2 separate regions of the Homo sapiens genome follow, and region 1 is linked to region 2. A link is a loop called in an ENCODE intact Hi-C map of the cell type or tissue named here. Cell type or tissue: ascending aorta. All regions are shown on one strand. Each heading gives the region's core, and the rest is flanking DNA. Links, peaks and the distances in the headings are about the cores only.

What was found. A loop is a pair of places that touch in the nucleus more often than their neighbours do. Peaks named below come from ENCODE experiments on the same cell type or tissue, not always from the same donor. Only the 100,000 strongest peaks of a DNase experiment are listed, where the experiment ranks them.
Region 1: a loop joins it to region 2, with 2.8 times the contacts of the local background. A loop is called at or near these places in 10 of 110 quality-filtered maps.

The regions. Positions count from the first base shown.
Region 1 is chr7:101,946,998-101,955,428 of GRCh38, reverse strand. The region is part of intron 2 of CUX1 (cut like homeobox 1); the gene reads right to left. Among named protein-coding and RNA genes, the nearest start is that of CUX1, 130 kb to the right of the region's middle. RefSeq lists enhancers at 2,106-2,400, 2,059-2,584, 1,741-2,940, 2,585-3,111. In ascending aorta, for the core only: CTCF peaks have their summits at 1,606 and 4,375; DNase peaks (open chromatin) are centred at 1,718, 2,348 and 7,358; H3K4me3 peaks cover 727 bases; H3K27ac peaks cover 4,656 bases.
Region 2 is chr7:101,877,762-101,886,192 of GRCh38, reverse strand. All of the region lies in intron 1 of CUX1 (cut like homeobox 1), which reads right to left. Among named protein-coding and RNA genes, the nearest start is that of CUX1, 64 kb to the right of the region's middle. RefSeq lists silencers at 664-713, 2,445-2,612 and enhancers at 1,284-1,333, 8,347-8,431. In ascending aorta, for the core only: no CTCF peak of the experiment used is centred there; DNase peaks (open chromatin) are centred at 402, 3,162 and 3,894; H3K4me3 peaks cover 704 bases; H3K27ac peaks cover 5,483 bases.

The DNA of each region.
Region 1 (8,431 bases), core at 231-8,230, 69 kb before region 2:
TGGGCATGATATTATTATGCCTCCTCATCAGGGAGATGTAAAGACTGAATGAGAGAATAAATGGGTAGAACTCAGCACAGTGAATACAAGCAGCAGGTGCTTGCTAATATCACTGAGAAGCAAGAAATGCCTTTTTCTTGATGCTCAGATCACCTGTGTCACAGCAATGGTCCAACAGGGAGAAGGGAATGGACCAGGGAGGAGGCGCAGAGCGGAACACAAATCATCCTCTCCCTTCCTTGAACCTGCATTTTTTTTTTTTTTGAGACTGAATCTGTCTCTGTCACCCACGCTGGAGTGCAGTGGCATGATCTCAGCTCACTGCAACCTCCGCCACCAGGGTTCAAGCAATTCTCCTGCCTCTCGAGTAGCTGGGATTACAGGTGTGCACCACCAGGCCCAGTTGATTTTTGCATTTTTAGTAGAGACAGGGTCTCACCATGTTGGCCAGGCTGGTCTCGAACTCCTGGCCTCAGGTGATCGCCTGCCTCGGCTTCCCAAAGTGCTGGGATTACACACATGAGCCACCATGCCTGGCCTGAACCTGTATTTCAACAGCTTCCAAATTCAAATATTTCTATGTAATGCATCCGATCCTCAGCCAGGCAAAGTGGAAGGAGATGGAGTTTGTCGTGGTTAAGCAACAGTCAGACTAGGTGTGTTCATGATGCCACCTGCGAGCAGCTGTGTGACCAGAGCAGTGATTCTGGAAGTTGGTCTAAGCCACAGCTTCCTCATCGCTACCATGGGCAATGGTGGCTGCACTGCAAATGCCAGCACACTGTAGAGAAGGGGTCTTGCTATGTTGCTCTGGCTGGTCTCAAACTCCTGCACTCAAGTGATCTGCCTGCCTCGGCCTCCCAAAGTGCTGGGATTATAGGCATGAGCCACTGTGCCCAGCCAGCTTTAACCATATTTCTACTTTTTTTCCTTGGGATTCTCCTTGGCAATACATACAGCTACAAAAGACGCTAGGCACCAAGCCACACAAATATTTACAACGAGGACGGGAATAATAGAATAATCACAGTGGCTAACATTTATTGAGCCCTTACTTTGGGTTACAATTTTATTTTGTTGAGACAGGGTCTCACTCTGTCACCCAGGCTGGAGTGCAGTGGCACCATCATAGCTCACTGCAGCCTTGAACTCCTGGGCTATCCCCCAACCTCAGCCTCCCAAGTAGCTGGGGCTACACGTGTGCACCACTGTACCTGGCTAATTTTCACATTTTGTCATAGAGATGGGCTCTTGTTATGTTGCCCAGGATGGTCATAAACTCCTGTCTCAGGCGTCTCAGACACATAAACTCGTGTCTCAGGTGATCCTCCCGTCTCAGCCTCCTGAGTAGCTGGGACTACAGGTGTGCACCACCATGCCTGGCTGACTTAAAAAAATTTTTTTTGTAGAGATGGGGGTCTTGCTGTGTTACCCAGACCAGAGGGTTACAATTTGAAAAGATACTGAATTTACTTGGTCTTCCAGAACCAAGAGCCTAAGACATACAGACATGCTGCCCATAAAGAGAATTAAAAGGCAAATGTAAAACTCCAAGCCATAATTTCAACATCACAACGTGAGAAGTGAACAAATGCTTTTTTTTTTTTTGTGGATTTCCCAGAAGAAAACCCTTAAAAGCAAAGGCTGTGCTTCCCCTTCAACCCTCCAGTCGTGAGACAAAACAGACATCGCCAGGCCCGACTGTGTCCTGGCACGGGCCTGAGGCTCTGCTGATCCAGCGCCTTATCTATATTTGGTACGTGAGGTAAAGCAAGAACATCTTATTCCTCCGCCTTTAATAAGCCAGCTTAAGACATCATTACTCACCACCAGAGTGAACTCATTTTGAAACTCTGAAGATGGAGAGGCCACTCTTCGCATTTCTTACTAAAAGAGAAGTGGCTCCTCTCCCCTGATTCCTACAACAAGAGCTGCCACAAATACCTTTAAAAAGGGGCAAGGTAAATTCGCTCACCAACTCACCGTGTAATTTCATCAACGAGAAGGCCGAACAACAACACATAGGGAAGTGTTTTTCTTCTAATAAGTACCTTTCTCCAAGAAGCCACCAATTATGAGGGCCGGGAATGTATTTAAATGCTTCTTACCGCACCAAGTGGAAGATCAGCCACTTTTTATTTATTACTTATTTGAAAGGGAGGGAGAATGAAGAGAATAAAATTTCCTTTTCCTTCTCTAACAAGATGAGTCACAATTTCCAAACATTAATCAATCAGTGAGTCACAGTTGGGGGAGAAGAGGAAATGGCTGGGAGGCCTTCCACTGCAAGCTCTTCCCAGAACCGCAGAGAATCAGGAACCCCAGCGGGCTGACTCGACTTCCCCAGTTCCCCTCACACGTGAGGAGCGGGCAGGGCGGCCAGAAGCCAGGCTTCCTGGCCTCTGAGATGCTCCGAAGGGGTCCCTCTGCTCCTTCATTTACGGAACACACACACATTTCGGAGGTGTCTATTTCATGTTGTAAACAGACGGATAAAATGTCCCGACAGAGCCCATGTCCTCCTGGGAAAGGCAGACAATCAAGTCAGTGACCGCAGAGGACACACACGTGCCCTGCGCACCTATGCACACCCAGTGCAGGGGTGGAAAAGGCAACGGGCAGAGGCAAGGGGTGGGGACCTCCCAACACACCTCTGGGACCAGGTAAGCCCCGAGCTGAGACCAGCATGGCGCAGTGGGGGAGAAGGTGGCGGCAGAAAAGGGAGTGAGCCACACAGGACCACATTTGTGCAAATGCGTGGGTGGGAGAAACAATGGCACGTTTGGAACCCACAGGTGGTTCGGCATCAGTACCAAGTCCACCAGATGAGGGAGGGACACTGGCCAGAGACCAGATGACAAAGGGCCACTGATCCCTGCGAATGAGGTCAACATGTTCTGAAAGGTACTCGGGGTTCCGTAGCAGGGTTCTCAGGCCTTAACCAGGAGAGCTGGTGAAGGCACAGGCGGCTGGGCCTGCCCGCGTATTTTCTGATTCAGCAGGTCTGGAGTAGACCCGAGAATCTGTACTTTTAATTTATTTATTACTGAAACAGGGTCTCGCTCTGTCACCCAGGCTGGAGTGCAGTGGCGCAATCACGGCTCACTGCAGCTCCAACCTTCCAGGTCTCAAGCAATCCTCAAGTCTACTGAGTAGCTGGGAATACAGGCATATGCTACCACGCCTAGCTAATTTTTGTATTTTTTTTTGTAGAGACGGGGTCTCGCTATGTTGCCCAGGCTGGTCTTGAACTCCTCAAACAATCCTTCCACCTTGGCCTCTCAAAGTATTGGGATTATAGGTGTGAGCCACTACGCCTGGTCAGAATCTGCAATTCTAACAAGTCCCCAGGTCCTGTGATGCTGCTGGCCTGGGCCACACCTTGACAGCCACTGCTCTACAGGACAGGAGTTCAAATGGGCCTGATTGTCTTTTTAGATAAAGTTTTATCGGCATACAGCCACGCCCACCATTTTTGTATTATCTATGGCTACTTTACAGCAGAGTTGAGTCTTTGTAACAGACCATATGGCCCTGCCGAAACCTACAGTATTTTACCATCTGGTTCTTTACAGTAAACAGTTTGCCAATCCCTGCTGTAGGCTAATGAGAATGGGTGATAAGAAAAATGCAGTGGCCCATACCTGTAATCCCAGCACTTCGGGAGGCCGATGCGGGCGGATCACAAGGTCAGGAGATTGAGACCATCCTGGCTAACACGGTGAAACCCTGTCTCTACTAAAAATAAAAAAAAATTAGCCAGGGTGTGGTGGCGGACGCCTGTAGTCCCAGCTACTCAGGAGGCTGAGGCAGGAGAATGGCATGAACCCTGGAGGCGGAGCTTGCAGTGAGCCGAGATCATGCCACTGCGCTCCAGCCTGGGCAACAGAGCGAGACTGTCTCCAGAAAAAAAAAAAAGGAAAAAGACTTGCCCAGTCAATGAGTTTTGAAGGGTACTGGGTTGATCGATGTTCAGCAGGTTTCTTTTCTGCAAGAGTTTATAGAGCCTTTAATAACTAGTGCAGTTATCCTGGGACTGGTGTTCCCAGACATGGCATTAGTCTACAGGATGCTGCTAAAGGAATTTTTTTTTTTTTTGAGACAGTGTCTCACCCTATCACCCAGGCTGGAGTGCGGTGGCATGATCTTGGCTCACTGCAACCTCTGCCACCCAGGCTCAAGAAATCCTCCCACCTCAGCCTCCCAAGTGGTTGGGACCACAGGCGTGCGCCACCACACCCGGCTTATTTTTTGTATTTTTAGTAGAGATGGTGTTTTGCTATGTTGCCCAGGCTGGTCTAGAACTTCAGGCCTCAAGTGATCTGCCCACATTGGCCTCCCAAAGTTCTGAGATCACAAGTTGAGCCACCGCACCAGCCTGCTAAAAGATTTTAACCAGCGAAGTTAATCAATCAGAATTGTATCTTGGAAAAACTCCTCCAGGGGGCAGATATACAGAAAGGGAATGAAACCAAAGGAAGTGAGACCAGTTAGGCAGTTGCTATGGTAACTAAGAAGTAAGGAGAGTGTGCACCAGGACAGGGGTTGGCCAAGTTTTACTGGAAAGGGTCAGATAGTAAATATTCTACATGGCTCACGCCTGTAATCCCAGCACTTTGGGAGGCAAGGCAGGAAGACTGCTTAGGTCTGGGATTTTTGAGACCAGCCTGGCCAACGTAGTGAGACCTCATCTCTATAAAAAAAGAAAAGAAAGAAGAAAAAAATATATTTTAAGTTTTGCAGGCCATATGGTCTCTGTTGCAACTACTCAACTCTGCTGCTGTAGCCCAGAAAAGCAGCCACAGACAATAGATAAACAAATGAGTATGGCTGAGTGCCAATAAAACTTTATTTATGGAGGTGAGTTATGGAATGATGAAAAAGTTCTGGAGATGGATGGCAGTGATGGCTTGCACAACACTGAATGTACCTAATTCCACTAAACTGTAGATTTCAAAATAACTAAAATGGTAAATTTTATGTTATGTGTATTTTACTACAATTTTTTTTTTAAAAAAACAACAAACTATGGGCAATGAAATTTGAATTTCATATAATTTTCTGGGTTTTTTTGGGAATTTCATATAATTTTCTTATATCATAAAATATAAGTCTTCTGGGCCGAGCGCAGTGGCTCACGCCTGTAATCCCAACACTTTGGGAGGCTGAGGCAGGCGGATCACCTGAGATCAGGAGTTCAGGACCAGCCTGACCAACAAGGTGAAACCTCGTCTCTACTAAAAATACAAAAATTAGCCGGGTGTGGTGGCGGGTGCCTGTAATCCCAGCTACTCGGGAGGCTGAGGCACGAGAACGCTTAAACCCAGGAGGCGGAGGTTACAGTGAGCTGAGATCGCGCCAGCATTGCACTCCAGCCTGATCGACAGGGTGAGACTCTGTCTCAAAGAAGCAGCTTGTACTGGAACTGTCGGATCCTGTGGGGTAATGAGCAATAATCAGCCCATCCGTGAGTGATGCCCAGGAGACACCAGCTCCTGAGAGTCAGGGGCAAGAACTCCTGCCTCCTTCACCTCTCAGAAGCCCCTCTCTCAGGGATTGGGCCTGAGGACCACTGTCTAGCAGAAAAAGCAAGCACTCGCTAGGCGTGGTGGCTCATGCCTGTAATCCCAGCACTTTGGGAGGCTGAGGTGGGTGGATTACCTGAGGTCAGGAGTTCAAAGACTGGCCTGGGCAACATGGCAAAACTCCATCTCTACTAAAAATACAAAAATTAGCTGGGCATGGTGATGTGTACCTATAATCCCAGCTACTTGAGAGGCTGAGGCACGAGAATCACTTGAACCCGGGAGGTGGAGGTTGCAGTGAGCCAATATCGTGCCACTACATTCCAGCCTGGGCGACAGAGTGAGACTCTGTCTCAAAGAAAAAAAAAGGAAGAAAAAGAAAAAAAAAAAAAGCAAGCACTCTGCCTTAGCCACAGTAAATGATCACAGTGAAATCCAATCAGAGATGAGGAGATTAAATAATGACCAATGTTTGGCTGGGTGCGGTGGCTTATACCTGTAATCCCGGCATTTTGGGAGGCCTAGGCGGGCGGATCACGAGGTCAGGAGATCGAGACTATCCTGGCTAACACGGTGAAACCCGTCTCTACTGAAAATACAAAAAATTAGCCAGGCGTGGTGGCGGGCGCCTGTAGTCCCAGCTACTCGGGAGGCTGAGGCAGGAGAATGGCGTGAACCCAGGAGGTGGAGCTTGCAGTGAGCTGAGATCGCACTACTGCACTCCAGCCTGGGCGACAGAGTGAGACTCTGTCTCAAAATAATAATAATAATAATAATGACCAATGTTTGTCAAACAATCTGTGGGAGAAGAACACACAACAGATTTTTACATTTCCAGCCCATTGTGGACTCAGATCTTTATAAAATAAAATTAAAATGCCACTTGGATGTCACCGTCACGTTAAATTGCTATGAACATTTCTAGACACCTACTCTGAACTTCTGTGCTTATCTTGTTGCAGACCAGTGATGGGCAGGGTCCTGGGCCATACTCAGACACACTTGCAGGGGCACAGTGGCCTGGCATGGTGCCTCCTGAGATTTCTCTGCTGAAAAGAGAACAAAATGTACAACCCAATCAGGCCAGCCAGTCCCAAGCTCAGGGACTCAGGCAGGTGATTCCTCAGGGACAGGACTCTGGAAAACGGAGGACCTCAATGGGGTGCTCCTGTACCAGGGCGGGTTGAAGGTCAGCAAATGTCAGAGAAGAGAGACTCTGTGATGCCCCCCCAGCAGAGCCACCAACCAGTAGCCCCTGGCTAATTTGGCTCTTACAACAAAGTAGGGCTTGAGGGGATCCAGATACAGAGGCCCAGACTCAAGGGAACTCGGAGACCCAGAGGGACAGAGACACTTCTCCATCTTTATAAAGAAATCAGACAACTTGAACACTGGAAATCTACAAAGCAGGCAACGTTCCAAGGCTAGCCCTTATTTTAAAGGCTCGACTTTATTATAAAATCCCGAGGCACCACGTTCCCCTATGAAAAGCCAATTCCTAAAGTGGATCTAGGGCACAGAGGGAATGGATTCTCACTCCATCAGAGCAGACAGTTTTCCGCTTAAGAGATGTAATTGCAAATCATTTTAGAAAACCCTCAACAACTAATTGTCGTGATAATGCCAAGTTTACGGAGCCCAAATAATGGACAAATATCACCACGTAATAGAATAGGACAAAAATGGTAATTTTACTATGGAAAGTTGGAACTTGCCATTTCAAATTAGCAGAAGCTGTGAAGTGGGCATTACTGACAATGTGAATATAGTAATTGGGGCTGATTTCTTGGCGCCTGGCCGAATCTGGCTGCCTGGCGTCCTGTGAGTTAATTATAGCTCTGTTAACAGAGCGGGGGCAGGGAACTCGGCAGTGACGCAGAGATAAAACTCAGCCCAGGTCTCTGCAGATGAGGCAAAATGTGAGTGTTTTGGCTGGAGATCAGGTGCAACAGAAATTAGTCCCAATTAATTCCGTAAGCAATAGTCCTCAGGAAATACAGACATGGATGGCTAGGGTCAACAATTCCTGGGAGCTGAACTTTCTGAAGGTGTCCTTGCTAACTCAAAATTGGTCTTCATCCTTTCCACATTGCCAGTGGAATGGCTAAGTAAGTCATTTTTGTCTACATCCAAAAATATTTCATTTACTGCTTTAAAAGATTCCTTTTAAAAAAATCCCAGGAATCAAAATATGTGATTCTGTCCAAATTAGCTCTCTCCACAGACTGAGACAATTATTTCACTGTGGGCTTTTTTGGAAATAAATCTTTCTTTTCTTTAATTTTAGAGACTGTATTGTGCACTTTGAGATTTAAGATGGAATTCATTTCATCCCCATGTCTAAGTTGTTGCCTGTCTAATACGTTGGCATGCCCCGTGCTGGGGCACCAGTTTCTTTAAGAAACTGATGAAGGTGTGTGCGGGATTAACTTATGGTTGGATATGGGGTAAATATTTAAGCTCGGGCTCGGGCCTAGAATAGTGAGGTGGTTTTTTCGGTTTTTGTTTTTTTGAGACGGAGTCTCGCTCTTGCTCAGGCTGGAGTGCAGTGGCATGATCACGGCTCACTGCAGCCTCGAGCTCCTGGGTGCAAGCAATCCTCCTGCCTCAGCCTCCCAAGTGGCTGAGACTACAGGCACATGTCACCACACTTGGCTAATTCTTTAATTTTTTGTCAAGACAGGGTCTCACTCACTATGTTGCCAAGGCCGGTCTCCCAACTCCTGGGCTCAAGGGATCCTCCCGCCTCAGCCTCCTAAAGTGCTGGGATTGCAAGTGTGAGCCACCACGCCTGGCCATTTTACAATGAAGTTACTCAAGTTTTAAATCTGTCATCAAAACATTTAAAATAAAAGTTCTTGGGACCTACTTCCACTCTCCCACCCAAATCGGCTTTGTCCCCTCCC
Region 2 (8,431 bases), core at 142-8,141:
GTCCTATGGAAGGCAGACCCTGTAGGGTCACTGAGACATCTAAGAGGCACCGACAGCACCCCAAAAGGGTAACCACCCACATTCAGGGCCAGCAGGAGATCCAGAGAGGCCAGAGAAGTGCCTCACCTGTCACTTCCAGAGTGTCCCCCACAGAGGCATGGGGATCCTGGGGCCAGGCTGCACAGGCTGGAATTCCAGATGTGCTGCCTGCTCATGGGGGCCAGTCACTGAAGGACCCTGTGCCTCAGTTTCCTCTCCTATAAACGGCGGTGAAAATAGCATCCGCCCTGTGAGCTTGTGGGGAGAGACCGAGTAGCACAAGTCATGAGCTCAGAACAGGCCCTGGCACAGACTTAATATTCCGTGAGTGCAACGAGTGTTGTTATTCCTTCAAGCCAACAGCCTCGTCAGGGAGAGCTGGGCAAGATATCTTTGGAAAACATTAATATTTATTGAGTAGTCCACGAGACACAAAGAGGAAGTCGTCCGAGGCCATGCCTGCTCTGTGCTCGGGGAACTGGGGCAAGGGGACCTGTAGCCTCACTGAGCTGGCCTTTAAGGACAAGGGGACCCTGCGGCCTGGGCCTTCCTGGGGAGAATCCTCCCATCTTTCCATCTTTATTTTTTATTTTTTGGGACAGGGTCTCGCTCTGTCGCCCAGGCTGGAGAGCAGTGGTGCAATCATAGCTCACTGCAGACTTGACCTCCTGGGCTTGAGGGATCCTCCCACCTCAGCCTCCCGAGTAGCTGAACCTCCCACCTTTGGTTCTCTCTCTCTTCTCTCTTCCCCTTCTGACCCTGCAAGGGGACCTGCCTCTCCTGTAGCTTTAATCCAAAGGCCTTCTGGACTTCCCTGGTGGACTGTCACCATTGGCAGGTGACAGTCACCTCTGCATAAACATTGTAGGGGGGAATCTGGGCACTTGGTTCATTCCCCTCCTGGCCAGAGAGCCTCTGGATGGAGGCAGGGCATCCAGCCCCAATCAGGGCACGCCTGCCCTGAAGCTATCAAACACTTCTTAGTGAACTGGAAGATTCCTCCCAGACTCCCGCCAAAGGAGACAGACCTCAAAATGTTGGCCACATGAAAGGCTTGTGTGTAAAAATAATTCAGTTCAACAAATATTTCCGCTATATGCAAATCACAGAAATAGGCACTACAGAGGACATGCAGGGAGGGGAGGAGGCGAGTGCTTCAAAGAGCCTGGAACCCAGCGAGGAAATGAAAAGGTGGCCGAGTGAGGGCTCACAGTCGAGGCCTGCAGTCAGCCCTCCACTGTGACAGCATCACCAAAACCAGGCAGAACTGGAGCCGGGGATTCCAGAAGGCAAGGGGGAAACGGCTTCAAATCACTGAAGATCTCATTAAAACAAATCCTCTGTTTATCCAATGTTTATGGTGTCACTGTGTAAATATCCATTAAAGTGCCAAATCAAGAATTAGCACTTTCTATGCTAAAGTCAATGTTCTATATAATGCATAGAAATTTGCAAAAAGGAAAAACAGAGGACATTAAACGGAATTATCTGTAATCCATGAAACTGACAATCATTATGTATCTCTCTCAGGGATCACTGCCTATTCGCTATTCCACTTTCTTAGAGAAGCCTGCTTTCCCAGGCACTCTGGGAAGGTGTGGAGAGCATGAGTTTAACACCCACCCACCTCACACGGGGCTTTAAATAATTACCTGTCCCAAACAGCACAAGGTCTTTGGGATGAGGCCCCAACATGGCACATGGCCTTCCCTACCCCATCTAAAAATGAGTACTACAGCAATTACCGGACAGAAAAACACGTTATCTAATTATGGGAGAGGAGCAAGGAGCTCTGGAATCAGAAATTTCTGAGAACATTATCAATAAGACTGTAGGCTAACTATAAGTATATATCCCAATTACCTTGACTTGATCATTACACATTGTATGCTTACACCAAAACATCACAAGTACTCCATGAATATGTACAACTATTATGTATCCACAATAACTAAAAATTGGCCAAAAGCATGGCTCACACCTATAATCCCAGCACTTTGGGAGGCCAAGGCAGGAAGATCACTTGTGGCCAGGAGTTCACGACCAGCCTGGGCAAGTCAGCGAGACCCCCTAGCAAAATAAAATTTTAAAACTTAGCCTGGCATGGTGGCATGTACCTGCTGTCCCAGCTACTCAGGAGGCTGAGGTGGGAGGATCACCTGAGCCCAAAAGTTGGAAGTTGTAGTGAGCTATGATTGCACCACTGCAGTCCAGCCTGTGTGATAAGATCCTATCTTATAAAAAATAATAATAATTTGGGCCGGGCATGGTGGCTCACACCTGTAATCCCAGCACTTTGGGAGGTCGAGGTCGGTGGATCACTTGAGGTCAAGAGTTCAAGACCAGCCTGGCCAACATGGTGAAACCCCATCTCTACTAAAAATACAAAAATTAGCCAGGTATGGTAGCAGGCGCCTATAATCCCAGCTACTCCGGAAGCTGAGGCAGGAAAATCGCTTGAACCTGGGAGGGGGAGATCATGCCATTGCACTCCAGCCTGGGCAACAAGAGTGAAACTCCATCGCAAAAAACAGTAATAATAATAATTTAAAATTTCAAAAAAAAATTAAAGAAAAAGAAAAAAAAATAACTATAGATCAATTGCATGATCCATGGCCAGGGACTTCGTTCCTGCCCCCGACCCCTGTATTTCTTAATAGCCTCTGGCATGCTACGGGGATCTGTAACATTGGCTAATAAAAGTACAATAAACAGCAATAGCTTTAGGAACTAAAGCCAGGTTTTGTCTATGTGTACATATGATGAAAATCTCAGGCAAGCCAACAATTACTATCTCATGCTAGTTTCATCCCCATACAATGTCAATAGTTCTATTGTAAACAGAAATCACTGGCAGGATTGGGATGAAAAGGATGGCAACATTCCACATTCGGACTGTGTGACGAACTCACCCCATAACATAAATAACTTCATTTTTTAAAAGAATAATAATCATCAAGGTACATGAGTGCCACCCCTCCATATGACGAAAATTGCTGTGATAGGAAGATGACGAAATGAGCAAACATCCCCTTTGGAGGCTGACTTGAAACCTGAGCCCGAGCCAAGAGTGTTAGCGTTTGAAATCAGTCACTGGCCTGGACTCTAGATCCGCTCCCAGTGACTCAGGGCTATACATAAATCAAATGCCAAAAAGGCCAGCTCACCACCCAGAGGTGCAGCTCTCTGGAACACGCAGAACCAGCAGGGCCTTAGAGGCCCGAAAAAGGCTTTATCCCAGATTTTCAAATCCCAGGACAGCCAAGGCTGGGCGAGACAGGGAACAAGGAAACAAGGTCACTGGGCCAGTGGGGAAGTCCAGGCCTCCAGTGACCCCAGAGGGCGCCGGTCACCAAGAAAGGAAGACTCCATCCCACGCCCACAGAGAGGGGCTGGGCTTAAAGCAAGGACCCACGTGCAGATTCCTGTGTTGGCCCCTCTGGAAACATGTACATCAACAGCTGCTATATTCTGAGTACCTACTACTATGTGCAGAGCATCTACTGTGTGAGCCGCTCACTTGCTGAGTGAACCAGGCCCTGAGCTCCAAAGTGAAAAGGTGACGAGAGGTGCTAGCCTGAATGAAGACCAAGAACAGCACCCCGGCTTTATTTCTGTAGGTGTCTTCATGCACAAATGCCTTTAGAGTGGTCTTTTTTTCTTTTTTAATTTCTACACCTAAGTCACACTGACAGTAGCTGATCGTCATCACAAATTTTCATTTTATTTCAATTCCAGGAGGGTAGGTCTCTGAAGAGACACTTTTGCCAACTAGGCTAAGCCAAGTTGTGTGAGGGTGACTCTGAGATGATCCTATTGGTCAGCCGTCCCCTTCGCAACAGGGCGTGCTGAGTGACTGGTCACGAAATTCCCTAAGTTAGTGGATTACTTACTTATGTGGTATGCTTATTCACCAGCCTCATCTGCTTCTTGCTAGGAAACAAGTTCCTTTTTTGTTTGTTTGTTTTTGAGATAGGATCTCACTCTGTTGCCCAGGCTGGAGTGCAGTGGTGTGATCATGGCTCACTGCAAGCTCCCACCTCCCAGCCTCAAGCGATCCTCCCACCTCAGCCTCCCGAGGAGATGGGACTACAGGCGTGCACCACCAAGCCCAGCTGATTTTTTTTTTTTATTTTTGGGTAGAGACAAGGTCTCACTATGTTGCCAAGGTTGGTCTCAAACTCCTGGGCTCAAGCGATCCTCCTGCCTCAGCCTCCCAAAATACTGGGATGACAGGTGTGAGCCACTGCACCTTGCCCTGTGATTCTGTTTTATTGCCATAGAATGGTTCGGCTGTTCTATAAAAGCACAGGAATAAACCAATAGCATTTTTCCACTCCTGCCTCCTCCCTCAATAACCTCCACCTTCAAGGAGGTTTCTGGATGCCCAAGTGACAGAAAGTCATCAGTCCCCTTTTTCTCGGCAGGAGAACTGCCCAATCACATGGCCCTACAGCCTAACAGGTGCTGTCAAATCGCTGAAAAGGCAGGATAAGTTCTTGACAAATCGGTGGCGTCAGAAAATCAATTCCCAAATACCATGTAATTTACTGACAAGCCCACCAGGGCATTCATATTGGACGGGAACAGATTTCTTCCCTGAAAAAGGACAAAGATAAGAGCAAGAAACATATTTACATTTTGTCTGCAGACCCAAGCTCCTGAGCCAGCGAGGAGGAATCAAGGGAGGTAGTCAGTGTATCGCAAACAACTCGGGCCTGCCAGCGATGAAAATTAATGGGAAGGTAAGAAGCTGCTTTTGATGCTGGAAGAACTCCAGTAAAAACTGGTCTGTACATGGGAACACGGTGTCAGACTCACAGAGAATCAGCTTGTCTGACTTGTGGTTTTCTTGACAACATTCATCTTCTCTTGGCCTGATACAGGGCAATTAGTGCTTGTCAGCTGAATCATGTGTTATTAAGATCATTCAGGCATTTTTTAATTACGGTGAGCGAGACAGACAGTAATGAGATCTCCAGCAACTTTAACTTTCCACTTCCTTTTTAGATAAATCTTAAGCTGCCTTTTTTTTTCTTTCTTCCCTACTGATGTTTCAAAAGAATTGTTTATTCCTACAGGTAATACTTGTAACTCAGCCCCCGTTTCCCCTACCTCCAAGCAAAACATCAAACTGCGGGGGGCTCCCCCAAAATCAATCAAAGACATGTTTCTTACACATCTGCTCACTCTAATTGGACATGGGATGAGCAGCTGCTCTTTTAAAAATTGCTCTTAGTGGAGAATTTGGTTCTGGAGGACTCCTTGGGCCCACAGAGCCCCAACCCAGGACCTGGGGGTGGGGGGCCTGGCCTGGCTGGCTTCCATCCAATTCCTAAAGGGGTCATGGCCTGTGTTTCATCACGTGAACCCCACCGTCTTTCCAAAACCTGGTCTTCTTTGTAGTAACTCTTCCTGTCACGTGACACCAAAAAACCCAGGATGCATAAAAATGATTTAATCTGCTTTTATAGTCTATATTTCATTCTATTTGCTTTTAAATTAACAATTCTCAAAAAGGTTAAAGTACACTACCAGCTTCAACCTGAATCAGGTTCATCATTTCTGCCTTTTAAAATGCTCCCTTTACATCAATATTTCATTGAGGGAATCATTGTCCTTTCCTAGGAGATTTCAAATGTTTATGATCCCAGTTCCCACTCTTTATACAGCCAGGAGCCAACGTGATTTCTGAGCTATTCCTGATGAACCATCTGTTTCTTTATGAGGCCGATGAGAGGGGTCTGGGGAACGGGTGATAAGGAGAAAAGCCCCCAACACTCATTCTTGCCGGGAACGCACACCGTCCTCATTGTGAGCCATTGTTCCAAAGGCACCGAGTCTCAAGAACGTGAACTTCCGAAATTGCCAACGAGCTTTAATCCACAGTGAACGAGCAGGAAGAGAACTTTCTGAAGGAAACTTCTCCAAACCCAATGACCTGTTCCTCGGAGTTTTTTGTTTTTTCAATGTTCCTTTCAACGGTGCACATTATATAAACGCATTCTGGATATTCTCACACTTGGAGTTTTTGTGCCTTTAGTTGTTTTTAAAAAAACAGCCTTTTTAAAAAAAAATCAGCCTTTTCCTGTAGGTTTTTATACAATTCTAGACAAGGTATATGCTGCGATCCAAAAACGCCTCCTCTCCCCCAGCCCCCAGCAAAGCCACCTTTCTCTGCCACAGACCCAGTGGACTCCAGTTTGTCGCCACCCACCACCAAAGTCCACAAGTCAGGAGGTGGTAGAAGGGTCTGAGTGTGACTCTGCGGTCCCCTGTGCGCCCCCATGCAGAAGCAGGCTGTCCTGTGCTTAGAGACCCTGGGAGAACCCCACTCAGCCAGCTGGACGCTGCCTTGGGGCAGGAGCTGAACCTGCAGGAATCAATGCTGGAGCTCCACCAAGGACCCTGCGGGCGGGCCGCACGGCACCCAGGGGGCCACTTTTATCTCCCAAGAAGGCAAGGCCACAAAAGGAACTGACCACCCTCAACTGGGCCAGCCGGGAGAGCCCACTGTCAGGGGGGTCACACCACACTGGCTGGCTGGCCTCAGGCCTCCAGGGCAGGGGAAGTAAGCCCCAGAAGGCCGAAGACAACTGGAGCAATGGTAAGACCAGCCTCAACCACAGAGAGGGGCTCCCAGCCACAGGGAAGCAACTGGGACAGCCAACGGCTAGAATGCATTGATTTAGAACAATAAAGCGAAAAGTTGCATTATTTTAAAGAGCTAGAAACTAGAACTAAAATAGAAGAGAGGGAGGGGTCCATTCCAATTTCAAAGCAATTTTTAGAGTAGACCACTCTTTGTACAGGGGAGATCTGACAGACAGAAAGACTTTCATGTTAAAGCTATGTGAAGGGGGGACAGGGGAGGGGGCAAAGGGTTAAGGTCCCCCAAAGCTGAATGCAAGCATTCCCACTTCCCCACCCCCAACAAGACAACCCCAGGGACTCCTCCTGGGCTCAGATCAAGACTTCAGTTCAGCTGCAGGGAACAGTGTCCTCAAGATATGCTTGAAAAGGCTTTGAAATGCAACAGTTTCAGCTACTTAGGCATATTGGTTTGAGTTCCTGCAAAGAACAGACAGGGTCAGGATGGTTCCAGCACAGTACGAATGGGCTTCTCGCCCTAACAGAATTCTCGAAAAAAATACCATAGTTACTTCTACTTTAAGATCTCGTGACTGGGTGCAGTGGCTCATGCCTGTAATCCCAGCACTTTGGGAGGCCCAGGCAGGAGGATCACCTGAGGTCAGGAGTTTGAGACCAGCCTGGCCAACATGGCGAAACCCCATCTCTACTAAAAATACAAAATTGGCCCGGCATGGTGGTGCGCGCCTGTAATCCCAGCTACTCAGGAGGCTCAGGCAGGAGAATTGTGTGAGCCTGGGAGGCGGAGGTTGCAGTGAGCCGAGATCATACCACTGCACTTCAGCCTCGGCGACAGTGAAACTCTGTCTCTTAAAAAAAAAAACAAAAAAAGATCTTGTAAGCCGCTGGTGCGTCTTTTTTTTCTCTTTATTAATAGAATTTTTACAATCACATTGTATTGAAAAGGATCTGTTTTGAGGCTTGGAAATTGCACTGCTTTGAACAAAACTGCATCAAGGTGAGCTTTGCCAGACCCCAGCAGCGACGCAGTAATTGTGGGCTCAGGCGCACAGGGCCGGCTACTACGACATTCCCCCAACTTGGCCCCAGCCACACCTTGCCAGCCTTAGCGGCAATGACTTCAGTTTCTCAAACTAACTTTTCATCTAGCTAAGCTGCAGCCTGTTGCTGGCTAACTGCGAGGTTGGTCTCTAAAAGGACCCACCCCTCTCCTAGGCACACTCACTGACAGTCACTGCCTGTTTCCTACAAGGAAGTGGCGTTATTCCAAGTTAGTAAAATAACCAAGGGGAGGGGAGGGTCCTGTCCCACAGTAACCGATTTCATTGACTCCTTACTGCAATGTGCACTTCCACACCTACAAAACCAGGTGGTTTGTTTTGTTCTGTTGCATTCCTTTTGTGCATATAATTAGTGCAATCATGAAAGAATTAGCATTAGGGCCCTGGAGGACAGGGCTCTCTGCAGCCAGTGCTGGAGGGAAGGGGTGTAAACTGCTAAGTGTGGGTAATCTGGCAGTTCCTACAAATTCACAAACACTTAAGTCCCTGGGCCTGGCCCCTCTCCCTATAGGAATGAGTCCTGCAAATCGGCTTCCCCCTGCAGATAAGCTTGCACCTGTGTCAAACGGTGTACGCACAACATTCTTCAAGGAAGCAACCCAAATATCTATCAAAATGGAACCAAGTATATAAAATATACCTATTCATATCATTGAACAATGGTGTCGCTTTAATAAACACACACACACACACACACACACACACACACACACACACAC